Regions from separate parts of the Homo sapiens genome. Here region 1 is linked to region 2. Evidence: chromatin loops called from intact Hi-C (ENCODE). Cell type or tissue: CD4-positive, alpha-beta T cell. All regions are shown on one strand.

Region 1 (8,000 bases), 300 kb before region 2:
TTCAGTAGGGTGGAAGAGGCGCCCTATGGCACATAGTAGGTTTTCCATTAAGCTGTATCCATAGACTGAATGTGTGAGTCACACAGGAAGCAGGAACTGACGTCTTTCTGGTGCCGTCCAAGGGTATCTCTTTAAGCATCCCGTGCCAGTCATGACTACTCCAGAATCGATTCTGTGGATCTATGAAACATGTGTTTTGATCTGTGTTTACTCTGTCAGCATCCGGGTCCATCGTCTGTTCTTTTCCTCTTTCTGGGTTATCGGAAAATGGAACTGCCTCCTTATAGGAATGATTTACAGTGACATGGGTAGGGAATTTGAACCCCAGGGTGCAGTGATATTTAATATGTTAATGAATGTGTCTGTCTTACAAGTGGTAGAATCAATGTTCTTCTGCCCTTCGATCACTGGGAATGGGAAAGGCAGAGTTGGGATTCAGCATCAACCCTTAAAAAGGGGAACAGACTATGCAGAAGCTCTTTAGTTTAATTAGATCCCATTTGTCAATTTTGGCTTTTGTCGCCATTGCTTTTAGTGTTTTAGTCATGAAGTCTTTGCCCATGCCTATGTCCTGAATGGTATTACCTAGGTTTTCTTCTAGAGTTTTTATGGTTTTAGGTCTTACATTTAAGTGTTCAATCCATCTTGAGTTAATTTTTGTATAAGGTGTAAGGAGGGGGTCCAGTTTTAGTTTTGTGCATATGGCTAGCTAGTTTTCCTAACACTATTTATTAAACAGGGAATCCTTTCCCCAATGCTTGTTTTTGTCAGGTTTGTCAAACATCAGATGGTTGTAGATGTGTGGCATTATTTCTGAGGCCTCTGTTCTGTTCCATTGGTCTATATACCTGTTTTGGTACCAGTACTATGCTGTTTTGGCTACTGTAGCCTTCTAGTATGGTTTGAAGTCAGGTAGCATGATGCCTCAGTTTTGTTCTTTTTGCTTAGGATTGTGTTGGCTACATGGGCTCTTTTTTGGTTCCATATGAAATTTAAAGTAGTTTTTTCTAATTCCGTGAAGAAAGTTAATGGTAGCTTGATGGGGATAGCATTGAATCTATAAATTACTTTGGGCAATATGACCATTTTCACAATATTGATTCTTCCTATCCATGAGCATGGAATGTTTTTTCATTTGTTTGTGTCCTATTCTCTCTCATAAGTGGGAGGTGAACAATGAGAACACATAGATACGGGGAGGGGAACATCACATACCGGGGCCTGTAGGGGGGTGGGGGGCTGGGGGACTAGGGGAGGGATAGCATTAGGAGAAATACCTAATGTAGTTGATGAGTTGATGAGTGCAGCAAACCATCATGGCATGTGTATACCTATGTAACAAACCTGCATGTTTTGCACATGTATACCAGAGCTTAAAGTGTAATAATAATAATAATATTAATAATAATAAAGGCCGGGCGCGGTGGCTCACATCTGTAATCCCAGCACATTGGGAGGCCGAGGAGGGTGGATTGCCTGAGGTCAGGAATTTGAGACCAGCCTGACCAACATGGTGAAAACTCGTCTCTACTAAAAATACAAAAATTAGCCAGGCGTGGTGGCGAGCACCTGTAATCCCAGCTACTTGGGAGGCTGAGGCAGGAGAATCGCTTGAACCTGGGAGGTGGAAGTGGCAGTGAGCCGAGACCAGGCCATTGCACTCCAGCCTGGGCAACAAGAGCGAAACTCCGTCTCAAGAAAAAAAAAAAAAAAAAAAAAAAGAGAGGAACAGACTTTCAAGAAAAAATGTGCAAGAGGTTTGTTATTCATGCTCTCTTTATGTCCTTCTTTAATACATTTGTTTTATAAACATTTACTCCCCAGCCCTGTGCTAGGTACCTGGGATGCTAAAGTTACTCAGCCTTTGCCTCCCCTCAAAGAGCTCTTATTCTAGTGAGGGAAGATAAAAAGTGCTGGGACAAAATATTGTAGTAGAAAGAGATAGGCTATCCTTGAAAAGTGTGGGTGGTTGGGAAAGGCTTCACAAAGGCAATGACATTTGAGCTGATTTTCAGGGTAAGTTGAGGAAGGAAGAACTTCCCAGGATGAAGGCAGAAAAAGCACAAAAGCTTGGGACCTGCTAAAACATGCTATCTTTGGAAATGTCAAATAGTTTAGGTGTCTGGAGTGTACTGTGTCTGGGAAGGTAGTAAGAGATGAGATTGGTAATGTTTTGTGGTCACCCCCATTTAGATGCAGAGAGGAGGTTGGCCATTGGCTACTTGAAATCATTTTGGGAACATAGTCCGGAGCTTCAAGGACTTTTGTTAAATACGGCCAACTCTGCATGATCCATCTTGTGAATTATCAGAAGTCTTGCTGCACATTACTTCCCCTTGACCACCATAGGAATGTATTCTTAAAATAAAAACTCACTGAGGATCAGTCCAAAGAAATCATAATCATGACAGTAAATGTGCTGGAACAACTCAGAGTGGCTCCTTTTTTTTCCACAAGCTTGTGGGGCAAGATAAGACCAACAGCTGCATCAGGACAAGTGGTGGTCATTTTTGGCTGTACCACATAACCAGTGGGTTGGTTTAAAAAAATTTGTACTGACCTACACATTTGGATATGAGAGCTATATGTTGATGGGATTCACTTATATAACGCACTGTCTATTTCACAGTGAAATAAATATCTGCCTCATTGTCAGTGCAGCTGATGTGAAATATGAGCACAGTGCTTTGATTTTATAATGTTTGATGTTTTCTGATGATAAAGTAATAAAACATTGTGGAAAATAGTTACATACACACACACACACACAATGAATACAAGGAAAAACAAAATCATCTACCACTACTAAGAAGCTAAAAAAATCACTATTAACATTTTGGTGCACTTATTCTGTTTTTTTCTTACAGCTAAAGTTTATTAAGATGAATTTTTAAAAATATAACATTTAATTGAGTCCAACACCTCCATTAAGCATTCCTCTATGACAATACTTTTCTCATTATACTGTCATTACTTGCTTATACTTCTTTAATACTCCTAGACTAGATTGTAAAGGTTGTGAGGATGGGAAAGGTATGTTATTCATACAGTTACCTAATTTTGGCACAGGAACCCAAAACTGAGATTCAAGTTCTGGTACACTGACTTTGCAAGGCCCAAGAATCCAGGTGTTTATCTTTTCATTTCTATCACCAGCACCTGGCCCAGAATCTGGCAGGTGGTGTAAACTCAGTGAATATTGGTTGCTTGAATAAAGGAATGAATGAACAGATGGATGGATGGTTGGATGGATGGATGGATGGATGGATGGATGGATGGATGGATGGATGTGGGTTTTTATTTATTCTTCTTTACCCAAAATTCATTAACTCCCTGTCAAGTGCCAGGTCTGGCTAGGCAACAGAAATATAACTAGCCATATTTGATACGAGGCATCCCTGTGAAGGTACTGACCTCCTCTGATGTGGGATAGGGTTCCTATGAGTACAGAGCCCAATCAGCCCCCTTTGGCTGGTCCTCACGGCTTGTCTTGGAGGGGACCCAAGCCCCTCCAGGCTCTCTTTGGCAAGAGACAGAGCAAAGACCGCTATTCCATGGAGTACTATTCCTGTACTCTTCAAAGTGCTCCAGAAATCCCTAGCCTTGGGCCTGTGTTACCCAGAGCGCTCCTCAACTCCCTCCGCGATTCCAAGTTGTCCCTGCTCAGTGGTGGGCGTGCTGTGGAGAGGGTATCTCAATGGAGAAAGACTATAGAGGAGAGGGGCGCCACTGCTCCCTCAGATGAGAGCAGCCCTTGACAAACCTTCCACCTCCCCAGCCAGCTGGCACAACTGGAAATCTCAGATAAGCCCCAGTTCTGGTCAGAACTGGTTTGGCAGCTCTAGGGGAAATTTTCTGTCTGACTGACCCTTTCCACAGAGGGAGCTGGCAGTTTTGCAGAACAAAACAAACAAACAAACAAACAAAAAGAAAGAAAGCAAAGAAAAGGCGGGGCCAAACTAAGGGCTGGGAAAGGCGCGGGGAGGGTGCGGGGCTGGGGGCGCGGGTAGGGTGGCTACATTTAAAACACTCCAAACTTCTGCTGGCTTCCAAGTTTACACTTTGAGATTCAATCAAGATTGCCCCCACCCCTATCCCGCATTCACTCACTCATACACTTCTCTACTTGGCAATGCAGTTTTGTTGCAATGCAATTTGGCAGCGCGATTGTTGAAGCAATATAATCCTGCACGCAGCGCACCTTTTAATCAATGCATTTTTTTCCTGCAATGCTCTTGTTATTATTTTTATTGCAACTGAATCTCTGAACCCTTTTCCCTCCCCATTCGAATCGCGCTCCGGCTGTGATTGCTCGGGTCTGACTTTGCAAGTGGCAGTGCGCTTCCAAACCCCCCTCATCCGCCCCTCGTCCCCCTTTCCCCCCCTCCCTCCCTTTTCCGCGCCCAGGCGAAAGCAGCCGATTGGCAGAACGGTGCTTTCAGGAACAATAACAGTGGGGGGAGCCTGGGTCCTGGGGAGCCGCCCCCGCCCCCCCCAGCACCGTAGCGAGACTCGCGCCCCCCGCCGGATCCCCACCTCCGCGCCCGCCCCGCGGGCTGAGCTGCCCGACCGGGGCCCGCCCCCGGCGCCCACCATGTACGCCTTTGTGCGGTTCCTGGAGGACAACGTCTGCTACGCGCTGCCCGTGTCGTGCGTGCGCGACTTCAGCCCCCGCTCGCGGCTGGATTTTGACAACCAGAAGGTGTACGCCGTGTACCGGGGCCCGGAGGAATTGGGCGCCGGGCCCGAGAGCCCCCCGCGCGCCCCCCGCGACTGGGGCGCGCTGTTGCTCCACAAGGCCCAGATCCTGGCGCTGGCAGGTGAGCAAGCGGGCGGGGAGGGACGGTGGGACCCGGGCGGGGGCTGGGACCCCGGGAGGGGCCGGGGGCCCGGGCGGAGGGGACCGGGGGGAGCCACTGCTTGCTCCTTCCTGCCTCCTTCTCCCGTCCTCTGGGCATTTCATTTGGGAACGGGGTGTCTCTAAGAGGCCAGGCCAGTTAAAAAGACCGGATGGTCCCCTTTGTCTTCCCCGCTTCCCCGAAGCTCCCGCGCTGTCAGTCCGTCTTCATCTCTTCATCTGTGTCTGTCCTCCTCTTTCTGATTCTTTGTGTTTTCTTCGTTCCTTCACTTTCCATTTTTCTCCCTACCTGTTTGTACCGTCATTTCTCTCTCACCTTCTCTTTACCTCTCTCCCAGTTCCTTCCCTCTGTTCTTTTCTGTCAAGAATTAAGTTTCTCAAGCTGTCTGTCTCTCTCCCTTTAAAGGCTGTTGGTACCTCCTTGGAGTGAGGAGCAAGAAGGATATTGTCAGATCTTCTAGGTGGGAGTCCCTCCTCACAGAGGGAAGCTATGACATCCTTGTCCCATCCGGGCCAACATTGGACAGGATGAGGAGGCCATGAACCTCAGTGCACTGGGCTCCACACCACACTCTCCTGCCCCTCCCTGGCCAGGTGGCAGAGGTAAGGAGGTAGAGGCCCTAAGGCATCCCTCAGCCTCCACACCCCTTTCTGAATCTCCCAGAAGGCTCCCTGAATGAGAGAGTTGAGGGCCAGGAGAGAGTTTCTGGGTCAGAATAACACTGGACCTCTCATCCCTGCCCTGCCAGGGCCCTGAGAGATGGGCTAAGGCAGCTAGTCTCATCTCCATTTCGTAGATGAGGGTACTGAGGTTCAGTTGGTGATAGGGAAAGAAACCAGCCCTTTATCCTCCTATGCTCCAGTTCTTCCTGCCATGCTGAGACACCTTTTCCTTTGTAAAGAGAAGACAGCTGGCCCTCTTTCCCAGCTAGTTCCAGAAAGTTTGAGTCTAGACAAGCAAGGAAGGGGGAAGTATCATCTCCGTTTTGGGGAGCAGCCTTTTTAGCTCCTGCTGGTAAGGAGAATGAACCTTAAAGTGGGCAAATAGTGTTCCTGCCTTCTACCAGAAAGAACACGAAGGGTTAGTGACTGAATGAAGATGTTTTGTAATTTTGAGACCTTCTCTATTTTTTTCAAGTTCCTTTGCTTCCTCACATTTAGCCTAAAAGATGAACCCAACATTCTCTCAACCCATAGAGACTTGCCCAGGGTCTCATGGCAAGTTAGCTCAGTCTCACAACTCATGTTGCCTCTGAAAAATCGGTTTGCAGAAGTTGAAGAGTGGAAGAACTGGAAACTGACCAGCAGCACTTGGACCCTTTTTGACAGGCTCTATCCATACCACCTCCCTGATAAGCCCTGGCACACCGAAGTGTAGGCCCACCCACTGCCAGACACCTAGGGCCAAAGAAACTGAGGGAGGGGAAGCAGATTTTAGAAAAGGGAACCATTCATAGCTGATTAGGTTTTATTTTGTTTGCTTACTTGCCTTTAATTACCTGAGGGAAAGGATTAGGAATTTATTTCCCAAGACGATAGGCTTGAGGAAGTTATAACTAGGTTGTAACCTTAGCTTCCCTTTTGCTAGAAGAAAATGCATGCATGCTTCTTGACGATTGTATTGTACTCCTAGATCTGGAAGGGTCCTAGGAGAGTAGAAGTGATGTGTTAAAGAGAGTCAGTGATAAGTTTCTTAGTGTGTAATGGCTGTTTTCCTCTCTTGGAGATTGTTTCATTCATCTACTCATTCATTCAGCAAACATACATATACACTGTGCTTGACTCTTCAGGCACTGCAGAGAGGCCACTTAGGCAGATGGCAGCTCCCACCAGCTCTGATTTTGAAATCGACACAAGTCCTCAGAAGCAAGATACATGTAGCTGTTGGTTTGAGAACCATGAATTTTGAACCTGTAGACTGTTCATCCTCCAAGTTAGAATGTTGATAAATCTGTATGGTTATTTAAAAAACCCAAGCATCATTTGGAAACTGGCAGAGTAGGTTCAAAGAAGTGTGCCAGTTTGAATTAGTTGAAAAACACTTCCCCTTACCTCTCTTCAGTTTTTTTCTTGGGAGGAGAAAGGGGAAAAAAAGACAACAACTTGAAGTTGGCCAAACCACATTTTGAATTTTGATCTCCTGGGTACCCACTGCCCTGCATAGAGACCTGATCGAAGGGCCAGGGTGAGTTCGGGAATTCATTACCCTGGAATAACTCCTATGTATCTTCAAACCCCTTCCTGACTTAAACTTGGTGGCTCTGAGAATTGCTTACAGTGACTTCAGAGAGCTCATCTGGCATCTCCTATATGTAAATACCACTGTGCTATGGCACCAGGTGTGAGGAGGAATCCCCTCAAGTGGGAAGCAGAGGTGGCTTTATGTTTGTGGATTAGCTATTAATTGATTAATTAATCTCTCTGACACAAATAGAATGGTTTCCAAGGTAGTTTCAGCACAGCTTTCTGGCTTTTGGTGAGAAGTATGTTGCTATACTGAGTGTTGGCCCAAGCCAGCCCAGAGCTGTCTTGAAGTATACTTCTTTTTATACTCAGGAAATGTCAAAGCCGACTGCTGTGGGACTTTACATTTTACTGCCCATAGTAGGTGGTTTATACCACTACTTATCAAATTACAATCCCAGTTCAAGGAAAAACAAAACTCCTTCTTTCCTGATAGTCTTGCTATATGCCTACACATTATCTCTGTTAGTCCTCTAAGTGACATTTTGGTAGGTATTGCTGTGGTTAGTATTTCCATTTCATAGATGAGGACACCGAAGCTCAGAGACTTGCCTACAGCCACACAGCTAATAAATGGCAAGGCTGGAATTGGAACACAGGTCTTCCAGTGCCAGGCCCCCACTTGGCAGTCTCCTTTGTAAAGTAGCCGATGTTCCCATCAGCTACACAGCATGATTTGGAAGGAGTGAAAGGAAATGGAAAAACTGTCCATGAAGCTTACAGCTCAAGGCAAGTTTTCAAGCCAGAGTATAATTTTAGTTTCTGAGTTTTCAAGCCCATTCTGCTCTTTCTCCATTACCATCCTCCCTCTTACAGAGCACACACAGCTGTCCCCCACCCGCCTATCTCTTCAGTTGGCATTTGCTTGAATAAATCTTCACTAAGGCTGTCCCTCTTG
Region 2 (8,000 bases):
CCTGAGACTGGGAAGAAAAAGAGGTTTACTTGGACTTACAATTCCACATGGCTGTGGAGGCCTCAGAATTCCACGTGGCTGGGGAGGCCTCAGAATCATGGCAGAGGCAAAAGGAACTTTTTCTTTTTTTTATTTTATACTTTAAGTTCTGGGATACATGTGTAGAACGTGCAGTCTTGTTACATAGCTAGTATACACATGCCATGGTGGTTTGCTGCACCCATCAACCCATCAGGTACATTAGGTATTTCTCCTAATGCTATCCCTCCCCTAGCCCCCCACCCCCCGACAGGCCCCGGTGTGTGATGTTCCCCTCCCTGTGTCCATGTGTTCTCATTGTTCAGCTCCCACTTATGAGTGACAACATGCGGTGTTTGGTTTTCCGTTCTTGTGTTAGTTTGCTGAGAATGATGGTTTCCAGCTTCATCCATGTCACTGCAGAGGACATGAACTCATCAAAAGGCACTTCTTACTTGGCAGCGGCAAGAGAAAATGAGGAAGATGCAAAAGCAGAAACCTCTAATAAAACTATCAGATCTCATGAGACTTATTCACTACCACAAGAACAGTATGGGGGAAACAGCCCCCATCATTCAAATTATCTCCCACTGGGTCCCTCCCATAACATGTGGGAATTATGGGAGTACAATTCAAGATGAGATTTGAGTGGGGACGCAGCCAAACCATATCATTCTTTCCCTGGCCCCTTCAAATCTCATGTCCTCACATTTCAAAACCAATCATGCCTTCCCAACAGTCCCCCAAAGTCTTAACTCATTTCAGCATTAACCCAAAAGTCCACACTGAGACAAGGCAAGTCCCTTTTGCCTATGAGCCAGTAAAATCAAAAGCAAGCTATTTACTTCCTGGATATGATTTGGGTACAGGTATTGGGTAAATACAGTCATTCCAAATGAGGGAAATTGGCCAAAACATAGGAGTTACAGGGCCCATGCAAGTCCAATGTCCAGCGAGGCTGTCAAATCTTACAGCTTCAAAATGATCTCCTTTGACTCCAAGGTCTCACATCCAGGTCACGCTGATGCAAGACGTGTGTTCCCATGGTCTTGGGAAGCTCTACCCCTGTGGCTTTGCAGGGTACAGCCTCCCTCCCAGCTGCTTTCACAGGCTGGTATTGAGTGTCTGTGGCTTTTCCAGGTGAATTGTGCAAGCTGTTGGTGGATCTACCATTCTGGGGTCTGGAGAACAGTGGCCCTCTTCTCACAGCTCCACTAGGTGGTGCCCCAGTAGGGACACTGTATGGGGGCTCCCAACCCCACATTTCCCTTCTTCACTGCCCTTGCACAGGTTCTCCATGAGGGCCCCACTCCTGCAACAAACTTCTGCCTGGGCATCCAAGTGTTTCCACATGTCTTCTGAAATCTAGGTGGAGGTTCCTAAACCCCAGTTCTTGACTCTGTGTACTTGCAGGCTCAACACCATGTGGAAGCTGCCAAGGCTTGGGGATTGCATCCCCTGAAGCCACAGCCCTATCTCTATGTTGGCCCCTTACAGCCATGGCTGGAGCAGCTGGGACGCAGGGCACCAAGTCCCTAGGCTGCACACAGCATGGGGACCCTGGGCCTAGCGCATGACACCATTTTCTCCTAGGCCTCGGGGCCTGTGATGGGAGAGGCTGCCGTGAAGCCCTCTGACATGGCCTGGAGACATTTTTTCCATGGTCTGGGGGATTAACATTTGGCTCCCCATTACTTGTGCAAATTTCTGCAGCCAACTTGAATTTCTCCTCAGAAAATGGGTTTTCCATTTCTATCGCATTATCAGGCTGCAAATTTTCCAAACTTTTATGCTATTCTTCCCTTATAATACTGAATGCCTTTAACAGCACCCAAGTCACATCTTGAATGATTTGTTGCTTAGAATTTTTTTCTGCCAGATACCCTAAATCACCTCTCTCAAGTTCAAAGTTCCACAAATGTCTAGGGCAGGGGCCAAATGCCCCCAGTCTCTTTGCTAAAACATAACAAGAGTCACTTTTGCTTCAGTTGCCAATAAGTTCCTCATCTCCACCTAAGACCACTTCAGCCTGGACCTTATTGTCCATGTGGCTATCAGGCTTTTGGCCAAAGCCATTCAACAAGTCCCTAGGAAGTTCCAAAGTTTCCCACATTTTCCTGTCTTCTGAGCCCTCCAAATTGTTCCAACCTCTCCCTGTTACCCAGTTCCAAAGTCGCTTCCACATTTTCGGATATCTTTTCAGCAACACCCACTCTACTGATACCAATTTACTGTATTAGCTCATTTTCATGTTGCTGATAAAGACACACCCAAGACTGGAAAGGAAAAAAGGTTTAATTGGACTTGCAGTTCCACAGGGAGGGGAGGCCTCGGAATCATGCCAGGAGGCAAAAGGCACTTCTTACATGTGGCAGAAAGAGAAAACAAGAAGATACAAAAGCGGAAACCCCTGATAAAACCATCAGATCTTGTGAGACTTATTCACTACCATGAGAACAGTATGGGGGAAACCACCCCCAAGACTCAAATTATTTCCCACCAGGTCCCTCCCACAACACATGGGAATTATGGGAGTACAATTCAAGATGAGATTTGGGTGGGGACACAGCCAAACCATATCACTGGGTAAGCAGAGGTTGCTGTGGGCCGAGATTGTGCTAGTGCACTCCAGAGCCTGGGTGACGGGTAAAACCCTGTCAAAAACAAAACAAAACAAAAAACACCCAAAAAACCCCAAAACAAAACAAAATCCTGGGCAAAGTTCATAAAAATACCATAAAGAGAGAAGATTTTTGTAGTGTCTTAGAATTAATTTATTAACTAACCAGAATACACAAAATTCCTAAAAAAAAGACAAAAATCCTGATAGAATATGGGGTAAAGCATTATGAGCAGATGATTTTTAGTAAAGATAGAAAATCTTATAAGCATATACAGACATGCTCAGACTCATCAGTAATCTGAAAAATTCAATAGTGAGATAACACTTTACATCTGTTATGTTGGGGGAAAACAAGAACCCTTGATAATGCCAAGCCTGGGAAGAATGTGGGGCCATAGTAACCTTCGAATATTGGGAGCATAGACTGGTATGGCATTCTGGATAGCAACTTGGAATTATATGGTCAAACTGAGAATACTCATACTCCATGACAACAATTTATCTTCTGTTCATCACAGACTATATGTAAAATTAAAATACAAACACAAAGTGGAAAGGATATTTGCAACATATAGAGTAGACATATAATTATTATCCAGAGTATATAAAGAACTGAGAGAGAGACCAACAGAAAAGGGGGCAAGATAACTACTTGGCAGTTCAATAAGAGATAATGGAAAGGCTAACAAAACCAAAGGTACTCAACCTCAACAGTACCCAGAGATTCAAGATAAAACCACAATGAAATACCTAAAATACACACATCCAAATATACAAAAGTTAAAAATCCAAACACAAATGTTGCTGATGATGTGGAAAAATAAGAACTCTTATACATAAGCACCAGAAACATAAATAGGTACACTACTTTGGAAAATGGTGTGGTCTTACTTTTTAAAGACCCACATGTGCAAAACCCTAATACCCAGCTAACCCACTCCTACGCTAGTACATGTGCATTAATAGACACAGACTTGTACTACAATGTTCACAACATTGTTAATAATAGCTAAAAATGAAAACAGTGTAAGTGATCATTGATAGTAGGAAGGATAAATCAATCTATATTGGAATACTGTCCAGCAATGGAAAAAACTTCAGCTACACAGCATCACCGGTGGCATAATATTAAGTGGGAGAAGCAAATCACAGAAGAATACATACAGTATTAATACCATTTATATACTATCAATACCGGAAAACATTAAACAATATCTTGTTTAGAAATGCATACATGAATGGCAAAAGGAAGAGAATTATTGTACAAAAGTCAGGGTAGTGGTTACTCCAGGGCGAGAAAGGCAATGTAATCGTTGGGGGCATTTTTCAGGTGCTGGTAATGTTTTATTTCTTAACCGGGTGCTAGTTGTACAGGTACTGTTCACATTATTATTAAGATAAACGTGTTTTATACACTTCTGCATGTATAATGTATTTTGCAATACAAATGATTTTTAACATGATTGGATTGGGCAATCTCTTAGGTTCTTTTTATCTTTGATGGTCTATTGTCAGGCCCTTCACAGCTGGACTTATTGTTGGCACCTCATTGACAGTTCCACTTAAGCAATATGCATTAAGACGCATACATGGGTGAATTAGACAGGAAAATTTGAAGGGAAAAGGGAACGCGCTAACAAAGGGAATCACAGAATAGGAGACTAGGAGTATGGACCATCTGATGCAAGCCCCTCTCCTCAGGGAGGCAACTGGGGTTTAACTTGAGAGCTCCTGGGTTCCAGTCCTGGTTCCGACTTTGATTTGGGCAAGTCTCTTCCCTAATTCCCAGTATCCTTATGCTGGCTTTGTAAACCGTGCCGTGAAATTTAAATAGGAGGACTAACAATAATTATTATTCTTTTACAATTGGGAAAACTGAGGCCACAGTGGGTCGCCACTAGCCCAAGGTGCCATCACCACGTTGTAACTCAGGGGTTCCCTCCGACGGCCTTACAGGAACTCCAACTCCCTGAACAGAGCACCGTCCCATTATACAAACAGCAGCTCCCTTTCGTCCGGCTTTGGGCGCAGTTTGACGTCACAGAAGAGCTGCCTTGCCTCACCCCGCCCCTTCGGAAGCCCCGCCCCCTGCCCGACTCCGCCTCGCTCGGCGTTCGTCAAGCTCCGCCTCCAGCGCTCGTCCCAGCGCGGGTAGCCCTGGAGTGCCCCGCGCGGCCTCTCTTCCGGCCCCGCCCCTCCTGGCTGCCATGACAACGAGTCTGCGCCCCGCGCTCAGCTGCTTCTCCGGCGGAACCCAGGCTGGACCGCGGGCCCCGGCCTGGGGGCCACTGCTGCCACCGCCGCCGCCACCTCGTCTCCTCCCCGTCCCCGCCCAGCCCCAGGTCTCCCCGCCTCACTCGGGCCCGTGGCCGGGGTCACTCCCCGCCGCCCCTCCCCGCACGGATGCCGAAGGTGAAGGCGCTGCAGTGCGCCCTGGCGCTGGAGATCAGCTCAGTGAGTACCGGTAGCGCCTCCCACCCCCGGGCATTGGCTCAGGGACTCCCTCAGTCACCTCCGAGAGCCCGGAACCACCCCCAAACCTCCTTCACCCTCCGAATCATCCCTAGGGAGCGTCGACCTCACGCCCCTTCGGTCCTGCCCCATCTTGTTCTCAGAAGCGCTCTCCCACTCCGGCCACGCAGAGGCCTGACCCCTGCTCCGCTATGCTGGCTTCAACCCGACTTCCAACTTGCGCGCTTTCAGATCGTTCCCAAATCACTTCAGAGTTCTTTCCTCGCTCCTAACTTTCCAGTGAGAGAGAGTGTATGTGCGCGGCGCGGGGGCTTTTCATTCCTCTTTCGGGCTCCAGTTCTCTTAGAGAATTATTGCCCCCGCCTTTCCCAAGTCTGGGGGTGGGCGTCGCATTTCCTCCCGAATCCCTGCAGGCACACCATTTCAGACCAGTTTCAAACCCGCATTAATGAAGGGGCCTTTCTTTATTCTGTCTTCGAAGGAGAATCTTCACATCCAACAACTGAAATGTGTCATTGCGCAAAGTACCTTGCCTTCCCTCCCAGGGCCTTACAGGAAAAACCCAACTCCTCAGAAATCACTTCAGGCCCCTCCCGTCCCCAGACCCTTCCGACTTTGTGCCAGCCATTGCAAGAAAGGCCCAGTCATTTTTATGAGGGAAACACCTCCTTCTCCAACCTTGCAACCCCACCCCTTCACTCTCCAGACTTGCTCAAGAGGATGCTTTCCTCCATCCTCCTGTGGAAGTCCAGCTGGGGCAGAGAACCCCACTCATCCAGTGAAGGGGCTGGACCTCTCCATGCTAGGAGAAAACTCTATTCCCCTTGTTGATCTCAGAAGACTTCCAAGGGTTTTGAACTTCTTCCCCTGCATTCTTTAGAGAACCCTCTCATTCCCCTGTTTAGAGGAATACTCCCGCTTGTCTGTTCTGGAGGAAATCTCCACAAGACCCTTTCCACACCCCGTTTTAGTCCTGCAGGCACAGACCTGTACGGAGTTTGGAACCAAAATTCACCATTCGGTCTCTTCGCTCCTTCTTACTCAGTAAGTCTTCTTATGTATATTGCCTTCTGTTTGATCTCCTAGGAAAACTTGGGGGTTGAGAGTGCTGAAATATTACCATTACTCTCCTGGGTGCTGCAGCCAGGAGCCCTCTGCATTTCCTTCCTGTACACCCTACTGGCCAGGCTCCACTTAACCCGTGCTTGCAGCTTCCCGCCTTTCCTGGCTGGCCTTCGTCACGTTAGAATGAGGTTGCTGCAGCACAGAACTTAAACCCCTAGGAAAATCACAGGACTGTTTTAGGTCTTTTGTTAGGTCTTAAAGAAGGCAAGTGTGCGTGGGGCAGAGTGTGAGGCAGTGGTGGTGAAGTAGAAATTTTCTTGGACTCTCCCTTTATCTTCAAGCCTGCAGAGATTTTTCTCGGAAACTCCATAGCCCTAGCTTTGCTTGTTTTCCTCCCAAAGCTGCCATTTTTGACAACTTTTTGTAAAGTAAAATTAGTTTAGCAAGAAGAATGCACGAAACTTTCTCGATCCCTTGGCCCAGGACACAAGTTAGTGAAACTCCTTCAGAGTTCAGCCTTAATAGATTTTGTTACTGGCTTCTTCCTCCTCCTGCCAACTAATGGTGTTTAGCAGTCTGGTGAGCGCAGCTGCCTGACTGGCTGGCTGCAGCTTCCCTAACGTTGCCAATACAAACTTTCTAAGAGGAAGTACTCTGTTGTAACTGATTACTGCTTGAAGGAGTCGGAGGAATAGCTACATTTCTCCTGAGTATTAGTTGTATTGCAGAAAAGTGAATGACTGTGTAATTCACTGTATAACGGAGCTTTGTTACTTATCAGAGCTAAAGAAAACTATGATGGTGGAAATAATATTTTTCCCCAACAAACATTTAAGTCACAGAATTTTATAGTTCCGAGACATCTTAGATGGAAATCATTGGATTCAATCCCTTTTTACAGCCAAGAAAATCGATGCTCAGCATGGCTATTATTTATCTAGGATTGCACAACTGTTTAGAAGCAGATGTGCAAAATGTTCCCGAATTTTTGAACAACAAAAGCCTTTTAAAATGGCTCTGATGCTCAGAAGGAGCAAACAAACAACGCCCCTGACCGCCCCCCCCACAAAAAAAACCCCACTAGCAGACGTAAAAGTTAAACATGTTTGATTGATTGATTAATTTGGCTTTGATTGAATAGAAAGGTTATATGACCCTAGATATTTTTAACATCTTCATTTTGATTTTAGTTCCTTTCTTGTCTATTTCCTTTTTACATTTACATGGTTCAAGTTCAAGACTATAACATGATATACTCAGAGAAGTGTTGCTTCCAGGCTCAAAACTATTTCCCACCTATACTCATCTGCTTTAACCATTTTCACTGGTTTTGATATAAACAGATACACAAACTCTCTCTCACATACCACACAACATATATATATATATATATATATATATAAATAGATATTTGTTTTTATGAAATAGGTAGCGTATAAACTATTCTGTACCTTTGCTTTTCTTCGTTCAGTATGTCCTGGAGATCACTCTGTATCTATTAAAACTGGCATCTTTCTCCCCAACTTTTTAAATGAAATTTTTCAAACATACAGAGTACTTAGAAGAATAGTTCAATGAATAACTGTAACCCATGACCATGTACATTAATTTGATTTGTCTATATGTATGTGTATGTTTATGTATAAATTTTTTATTTTTTTGCTAAAAATTGAAAATAAATTGACATAATGATACTCCACCTGTAAGTACTTCAGCATGTGTCTTCTAAAAATAAGGATATTAGCTGGGTATGATGACAGGCACCTGTAGTTCCAGCTACTCAGGGGACTGAGGCAGGAGGATTACCTGAGCCCAGGAGTTT

Evidence for each region. Peaks named below come from ENCODE experiments on the same cell type or tissue, not always from the same donor. Only the 100,000 strongest peaks of a DNase experiment are listed, where the experiment ranks them.
Region 1: it touches region 2 in a loop (6-fold over the local background); 7 of 110 quality-filtered maps call a loop at or near these places.

What each region holds. Positions count from the first base shown.
Region 1 is chr1:48,773,426-48,781,425 of GRCh38, reverse strand. All of the region lies in intron 6 of AGBL4 (AGBL carboxypeptidase 4), which reads left to right. BEND5 (BEN domain containing 5) reads left to right here and starts at 4,535. Exons shown (of 6, transcript NM_024603.4): 1 at 4,535-4,820. The coding sequence starts at 4,595. In CD4-positive, alpha-beta T cell, no CTCF peak of the experiment used is centred here; a DNase peak (open chromatin) is centred at 4,475; H3K4me3 peaks cover 1,945 bases; H3K27me3 peaks cover 240 bases.
Region 2 is chr1:48,469,053-48,477,052 of GRCh38, reverse strand. SPATA6 (spermatogenesis associated 6) reads left to right here and starts at 4,849. Exons shown (of 13, transcript NM_019073.4): 1 at 4,849-5,095. The coding sequence starts at 5,045. LOC124904175 (a long non-coding RNA gene) reads right to left here and starts at 6,683. Exons shown (of 2, transcript XR_007066074.1): 1 at 6,101-6,683. RefSeq lists an enhancer at 4,518-4,567 and a silencer at 4,778-5,167. In CD4-positive, alpha-beta T cell, no CTCF peak of the experiment used is centred here; DNase peaks (open chromatin) are centred at 4,772 and 6,782; H3K4me3 peaks cover 1,602 bases; H3K27ac peaks cover 1,042 bases.